Regions from separate parts of the Mus musculus genome. Here region 2 is linked to region 1. The links are chromatin loops, found by intact Hi-C in ENCODE. Cell type or tissue: gastrocnemius. All regions are shown on one strand.

Region 1 (4,000 bases):
GGAGGCTCCTGAGCCTGGACCTTTATATCCCTGGTCAGGTCAGGTGTGAGGCTGCACATGGTCACTTCCCTGTTGTTGTTTGTGTCCTTCCCTGGCTGTGGCTTTGTTTTCTCTTTCCTCCCTGCTGCTTATTCCTTACCTCCTGTGGATTGTCTTGTGTTGACTGAGTCTCAGGTGCAGGTCTGTCACATGTACCACCAGTGACCTATATGCTCCTTAGGTACTTCTTTGCAGCTTCTGCAGGGACATTTCGGAGAGGATGTCATTGGTGTGAACTTGGCCCTTGTCCTTGCCTGGGTGTAGCTTAGTCTGTGAAGATCCTTCCTGTCTGTGGATGTTGAACAACCCCAGAGCCCGGCTCCATGAAGACCTAAGTCCAACTTGGAAGGCAGAGGATGGCAAGTAGTCCTGCCTTGATCAGGGAGGACAGAGAGCTTCTGACAGGTCCTCCCACACAATAGGTCCTCCCAGTATCCTAGGCACACCCCTTTGGTGCTGCAGAGCTCATAGCCATGTCCAGAGGCAGGCTGAGGTGTGTCTCAGGTCAGCTCAGCATGGTAGGAGGGATGGGTTCAGTGAGAAAACTGTAAGCCGTCTGGTGCATCTCAGAAGAATAACTCCCCAACAGGAATAATTACTCCACACTGGAAGGGACTGGGTGACTCCTCATGCACCCATCCCAGTGAGGCCAGGTAAGTGGACACCATCACCATCATTGTCTTCTATGGTTCTGTTCCATAATCTGAGAAGGGGACTTTGACTGAGGAGTGAGTCTGCAGTCCTGAAGACCAGTGTGTGTTTGTGTGTGTGTGTGTGTGTGTGTGTGAGAGAGAGAGAGAGAGAGAGAGAGAGAGACAGAGAGAGAGAGACAGAGAGAGAGAGAGAGAAAGAAAGAGAGAGAGAGAGAGAGAGAGAGAGAGCGAGAGAGAGAGAGCAGGAAAGGAGTCTGGAAAGGTGATTCTATTAGTCTGGTTAGATATTCCACAAGGAGGCGACAGCAGGCAAAGAACCTGGGGCAGGGAAAGGCTTAGTGTGCGTAGGTTCCACCTTGCCTCAGTTCTCTGCCATCCATCGTCTCAGGCTGTGGGAGAGGAAGAAGGCAATGCTGGAAGCTGCCCCTTGGATGAAACTTCTGGTAGGTTCCAAGCTGGAAGAATGCTTCCTTGCCATCTGGCTTATGACATAACTTCTCTGTAGGAGGAAACTAGGAATAGAGATAGGGAACCACTGTCTCTCAAAAGGGAGAAAGGAAGGAAGGGAGAGGTGACTAGTGTTTGGAATCCCAGCAACTGAGGAGAGCCTGGGCACATGTACCATTTCATAGGCCCCACTTTTTGATCTGACTGAACACTTAAGGGTCTCACCAGAGACTCTCAGTACAGTTCTAGAACTTTCCTTATGAGCTAGTCCCTGGAACAGCTGTGGACCCCAGCAATCTGAGTCTGAGGGCTTTGAGGACATGCTTCATAGTATGCCTAGGGCTGGTGTTTTAGTAGTGTGGAGTAGTGTTTTTACCCGTGTCACAGAAGGTGGAGGGACTCAGTCCAAAGATCTTAGGGCTTAAGCCTTTGTCCTTCTCAAGTTTCTGGTCACCTGGGGTTTTGTGTAGTTCACCACCAGGGGGTGCTAAGTCACATGTTACTCTGAGTAAACCTGCTTAAATTGAATCTGGTCTCATCTTCTGATTAGCCACTTTTTTTTTTTTTTTTTTTTTTTAAATTTATGTCTCTGGGATTTTGGGGGCTAATACTCAATTCAGAAAGGTGTGCCTGTGACATACTTAATAATGAGAATAATAAAAGCAATCATAAAAAATTAGGGTTTGGAAGAGATTGACAATGAAAACATCAGCAAATCTAGAAAACAATATTATTTTCTTGAATGATCTAAAAACCCACCCCATCATAGTTTTTTACCCTGATGTAAGTTTTGACCATGTGATCACAGATTCAAGTGACACAGCTGCAGGAATCTATTCTCTATTGAGAGAATAGAGTGCTTGCTTAAAATTTTATTTTGGCTTTTTGTATTGCTATTTAAAACTCCAGTTTGGGGGTTGGAAAGTTGGTTTAGGGATCAAGAACACTGGCAGCTTTTCCAGAAGCCCTAGATTCAGTTCCCTGCACAAACATGGTGGCTCACAGCAGCCTGAAACTCCAGTTCCAGGGGACCCGATGCTCTCTTCTGGCTTCCTTGGGTATAGGTGTGCATGTGGTGCACAAAAAGACAAATGTGGTTGCATGTGTGTGTGCAAATAAAAAATAAAATGTAAGAAAAATCCTAGTTCTTTTCAGGTCTAGGGAAATCTTAAATGTTTCACATGATCGGTGTAACACTTCAGCTTATCAGCATTTTTACTTGCAGAGTCTAACCTTGTAGTCTCCATTATTACTTAAAAATTATTGCACATGTGCCAAGGCACATACCGGTAGTAAAAGGATAACTTGAAGGAGTTAGTTCTCTCCTTCCACCATGTGGGTCTCAGTGGTCAAACTCAGGTCATTAAACTTGGCAGGGAGTGCCCTCATCCACTAAGATATCTTGCTGGCCTGTGGTATATTATTTTTAAAATGCATTGTCCTGGTTTGGTTTCTGTGATAAAAAATTCTGACCAAAGGCAACTTATGGTAGGGAGGAACAGACCGTGGAGAAATGTAGCCTGCTTGCTCTCCTTGGCTTGCTAAGCTTCCTTCCTTCCTAGATTTCTTTCCAGTTTTCTTCCTACCTTCCTTCCTTCCTTCCTTCCTTCCTTCCTTCCTTCCTTCCTTCCTTCCTTCCTTCCTTCCTTCCTTCCTCCTCCTCCTTCTCTCTCTCTCTCTCTCTCTCTCTCTCTCTCTCTCTCTCTCTCTCTCTCTCTCTCTCTCTCCCCATTGTGTGTCCTGATTGCCAGGGAGTATGTTTTCAGCAATTTAGTTTTTTGAAAGACTTATTTGTATTTTATGTGTATGAATGTTTTGCCTGCATGTAAGTCTGTGTGCCACAAGTGTGCATGGTATGCAGAGACCAGAAGAGGATGGCTCTTCTGCAACTGTAGTTACAGACAGCTGTGGCCACTATGTAGATTCTGGGAATCAAACCTGAGTCCTCATGAAGAGAAGCCAGTTCTCTTAACTGTTGAACCTTCTCTCCAGCCCTTCATCTTGCTTTCTTATAAAAACCAGGATTAGTTGCCCAGGTACACACAGCAGGGTAGGCCCTCCCACATCAAACATTCATCAGGAAAAGTCCTCACAGTCTTGCTTACAGGCATATATATATATATCAATCATGTATGTGAAGTTTCCACAGAAACCAGAAGAGGGACTTGGGGGTTTGGATTCCCTGGAGCTGCAGTTACAGGACACCTGATGTGGGTGCTGGGAACCAGGCTCTGGTGCTCTGCAGAGCAGTACATGCTTTTGACCATGATGTCATCTCTGCCTTAATCCCCATTTCATCTCTGTGTTCTCTAGTATGATCTAGTATGATCTAGTCTTCCCTGAGCTCTCAGGACTGTGTTTCTCTCTTCCCTATGTGTGGGATTCCTTTATGTCTCTCCTAGAAAGCTGGCTATGGGCATACTTTTTTTTTAAAGTTTATGCATATCTTAGAAGATCGCTATTTCTCTGTAAGTTCTGCAGAATAGCTTTGCTGGGTATAGTAGTCCTTATTGGCAGTTATTATCTTTCTGAGTTTGAAATACATTATTTCATGCCAGAATGGCTATTAGAGTTTCTGCCAATAAATCTGTTATTACTCAGGGGTTTGCCTTTGTAAGCACAATACTTTCAATACTTTTCAATACTTTCTTTTGTTCTGTGCACTTGACAGCTTAACTCTATCATAGGAAAGAAATCCCTTTTTTGGCCATGTCTATTGAGATTCTAAATGCTTTCAATACTGGTCTATTCATATACTGCCCAGGTCTTGGAACATTTCACACTGTCAAATGACTGATTTGCCTTCATCTCATTCCTGCAGGCCTTTGTCTAGACCCACTAGTCTTAAGTTTGGCTTTTTG
Region 2 (4,000 bases), 140 kb after region 1:
CTTCCTGGCACCTGAGGCTGTAAAAAGCTGAATTATAGTCCCCTCTTCCTTATCTCTTCCTGACTCCCAAGACTTCAAAGGACATGAGTTACAAGCTGAGCCCAGCCTGACACCCAAGGCTGTTAAGGAGGATTCTACATTCCAGAGATAAGAGTGCCTGGCCGCCTGCAGTTTGAATTAGGCCTTCATGTCCCCAGATGCCCACTTCTTTGTTCTTAGTTGATCCCCCTCAACCCCTCCCTATTCCCCTTAAAACCTGGCATTTCAGCCTAATAAACTGAGACCTTGATAGGAACCCTTCTTTGTCTCTGCGTCTCCTTCCTTTCCTCGCATTTCTCTTCAGGTTTGTGGTCCCCCTTGCACCCAGGAAGAACTGGGTCCTGCTGGGTGGGACAAGTGGCGCCTAACTGAGGTTCGGAGCGTTTTGCCTTAGGTGGAGATTACGGAGTTTGACTCCCCCAGAGAAGTTCGTAGGGACCCCAAGAAAAAAGAAGTGAAGGACTGCTTCAGCAGCTCACCGGAGAGAGAAATCCTTGGTAAGTGATTCATCTCCACTGAGAAATGGGAACTAAGCTTTCTAAAGAGGCAGCCTTTATAAAAGGCTTAAAGGTGGCTCTCAGGGAAAGAGGAGTTAGAGTTAAAAAGAAAGATTTGATAAACTTTTTTATTTTCATAGACCAGGCAGGTCCATGGTTTATTATAGATGGCGCAGAGATACATTGTAAGAAATGGATAAGAGTAGGAAGAGAATTAAGTGAAATTTTGGCAAAGCAGGACCCCGATGCTATTCCTGCAAATATATTTACTTATTGGAGTCTAATCCGTGATTTAATACAAAGTGCAGTTGATGATCCAGAGAAACAGCAGCCTTTGTCAGTGGCAGAATATTGCCTCTGTCCCCTGTCTCTGGAAGCTTCAGAGAGCTCCCTCCCTACTAAAAAGCCTCCAATAGCTGCAGACAGGCCCGAAGTCCTGCAGACTGCTCTCTACCCCCATATCCCGGTAAGCGCATTGCCTGCTGACCCGCCACTGATCAATCTAGAATTTAAAAAATCTTTGGCTGAAAGCCCTTTAATTTCTGGGGACACAGACACTTTAGAGGAAGAGATAGTCCGTCCCCGTAAGCCCGAGCGATTGCCGGGCGCTTCAGCTCCTCCCTGCAATGCCTCGTCCTACCTGCCACCAATCTGCGCTCCCGAGCCGTGGCCCCAGGCGCTGCCGGTCCCTACTCTCATTGATGCTAAAGACAAGCTCGCGTCTCAGGTAGCAGGATTACAAGAAGTTTTAGAGCTCCAGCAACAGTACGCCCGCCTTTCCACAGAGCTCGCTTCACTCCAAAATTCTTTAAAAGAGACTATCCTTGCCCCTCCCCCAGCCTCAGCCTCGGGCGGCGTAAAAAAGAAAGCTCCGCGAGCGGTAAAAACTAAAACATTGGCTTCCCCCGTAATTACTCGCTCCACGAGAGCTGCTAGCTACGACCCGCCCACTTCTACGGCGGAGACACAGCCCCCAGCCACCCGTGCCGAATCTGCTTCTGCAGAAATTGGGCCTTTAGAAAGGCCCCAGGCCGACCTCTCCTCGGACACTAACAGCGAGGGCGGAGAAGATTATGAGTGTGAAAACGAAGTAGAACGTGAGCCAGAGGAACAAATTTCTGCTCCTGTCCAACAAACAGAATTCCGCAGACTACGTTTTAAGCTCTTAAAAGAGCTTAACTCTGCGGTTAGAACTTATGGCCCATCTGCCCCCTACACGCTTTCGCTCCTAGAAGCTCTTCCGGGAGGCGAACATATGCTCCCTAGTGAGTGGATCAAAGTAATCCAAACTGTGTTAACACGCGGGCAATTTCTCTCATGGAAAGCCGATTTCCTCGATCGGTGCCAGACAATTGCAGTGGCTAATCAGAAAAATCCTCGGGCGCCATCTGCTGGCTGGACCTTTGAAAAGCTTTCTGGTCAAGGTAAATACGCGACAGAAGCCAGGCAAAAACACTTCTCTGTGGGTCTTTTGGCTCAGACTGCTAATGCAGCCCTGGGAGCTTGGCGCGGTATTCCTATGAAAGGTTCAGTTATTACGCCTCTAACCAAAGTCATTCAAGGAGCCCAGGAAGACTATAGTGATTTTGTGAGTCGTTTGCTTGAGACTGCAGAGAGGACCCTGGGTCATGCAGACAATAAACTTGTTAAACAATTGGCTTATGAAAATGCTAATTCGGCATGCAAAGCTGTCTTGCGCGGTAAGATTAGAAACAAGGATCTTAATGAGATGATTCATCTTTGCCGTGATGTAGATATGTTCACTCACAAAATGTCCCAGACAGTCAGTCTTGCAATGGGTGCAGCTCTTCAGCCTGTTATGGCATTAGGCGCGGCTCTTCAGCAAGCCAGCCGGCAGAAAAGCTGTTTTAAATGTGGTCAGCCTGGACACTTCGCACGACAGTGTCCCACTGCGCTTTCCCTTAACGGTGCTCCAGCACCACCTACTGACTATTCTTCTCGGCCTACACGGCCCAATTTTCTTTGTCCACGCTGCAAAAAAGGCAAACATTGGGCAAGCACCTGCCGATCCCCAACAGATGCTTCTGGGAATCTCCTGCCTCCCTTTTAGGGAAACAGGTATGGGGGACATCCCAGATTCCCCAAAACCACCCCATTTCTTCCAGCCACAGGGAACAGCCGGCAGACAAAACAGCCACTGGTCTCTCCCGAGCCACTACAGGTAGCGCAGGATTGGACTTGTTTTTGGACTCAGTTTTAACACCCCCCCCCCACGCCCCCCGTGAGAGGATGGCGTTCACATCCTTCTCAGGGGGTCTATGGGCCTCCTCCACCCAATACTTATTTTCTAATATTAGGGCGTGCTTCCGCTACTTTAAAAGGACTTACTGTCCATCCCTCATTAGTAGATAATGACTACACTGGAGAAATTAAAATTTTAGTTAGTGCCTCTCAAAGTCCAATATCTATATTCAAAGGGCAACGTCTAGCACAAGCCCTGCCTCTACCTTTAGACACTTCCTATCCTTTAGACACTTCCTATCCAGCAATGGGCACACGTCGTGGCTCCTCGCAGCCAGGGTCATCAGACCTTTACTGGTTCCAAGCAATTACCAAAGACCGCCCTACACTCTGCCTTAAGATAAACAGCAAGAGCTTTGAGGGCCTCTTAGACTCAGGTGCTGATTCCACTGTAATCTCACAAAGTGCCTGGCCCGCTGCCTGGCTGTTAAAGGCCTCTTTAACTCATTTACAGGAAATTGGACAATCAAAAAATACTCTCCAGAGTTCACAGTTATTGACTTGGGAAGATGGTGAGGAAAACTCTGGCTCTATTCAGCCTTATGTTGTCCCTGGTCTGCCTGTTAATTTATGGGGGAGAGACATTCTCTCTCAAATGAGACTCATTATGTGCAGTCCCAATGAAGTCATTACTCAACAAATGCTCACCCAGGGTTATCTCCCTGGACAGGGACTGGGTAAAAACAGCCAAGGGAGGCCTACACCAATAGAGGCCGCCCCCAAGATGGATCGTGCAGGCTTAGGTTACAACTCCCATTTTTCATAAGGACCATTGCTCTCCCTGCACGCCAGACAGATAAGATTACATGGAAAGATGATACCCCTGTCTGGCTTGACCAGTGGTCCCTCCCTGCAGAAAAATTGTCAGCAGCCATAGAGTTAGTGCAGGAACAGTTGGCAGCTGGACACATTGGATCTTCCACTTCGCCTTGGAACACCCCTATCTTTGTTATAAGAAAACGAAATGGTAAATGGAGGTTGTTACAAGATCTTAGAGCAGTTAATAAGACCATGGTCCCTATGGGGGCCCTACAACCTGGGATCCCCTCTCCAGTGGCTATTCCCAGGGAATATGCAAAATTAGTGATTGATTTAAAAGATTGTTTCTTTTCCATTCCTCTTCATCCTGAAGATTGTAAACACTTTGCATTTACCCTCCCAGTGGCTAATTGTATAGGGCCTTCTCCTTGCTTCCAATGGAG

Evidence for each region. A loop is a pair of places that touch in the nucleus more often than their neighbours do. Peaks named below come from ENCODE experiments on the same cell type or tissue, not always from the same donor. Only the 100,000 strongest peaks of a DNase experiment are listed, where the experiment ranks them.
Region 2: it touches region 1 in a loop (8-fold over the local background); 7 of 42 quality-filtered maps call a loop at or near these places.

What each region holds. Positions count from the first base shown.
Region 1 is chr7:142,144,613-142,148,612 of GRCm38, forward strand. No RefSeq gene overlaps it. Among named protein-coding and RNA genes, the nearest start is that of Gm45337, 2.0 kb to the left of the region's middle. In gastrocnemius, a CTCF peak has its summit at 1,609 (motif pointing right); a DNase peak (open chromatin) is centred at 1,617.
Region 2 is chr7:142,282,931-142,286,930 of GRCm38, forward strand. Gm45889 (a long non-coding RNA gene) reads left to right here and starts at 284. Exons shown (of 2, transcript XR_870059.2): 1 at 284-536. B130016D09Rik (a long non-coding RNA gene) reads left to right here and starts at 533. Exons shown (of 1, transcript XR_003946899.1): 1 at 533-4,000. In gastrocnemius, CTCF peaks have their summits at 1,194, 1,918 (motif pointing left) and 2,498 (motif pointing left); DNase peaks (open chromatin) are centred at 1,216, 1,496, 1,935 and 2,442; H3K4me3 peaks cover 1,866 bases; H3K27ac peaks cover 1,734 bases.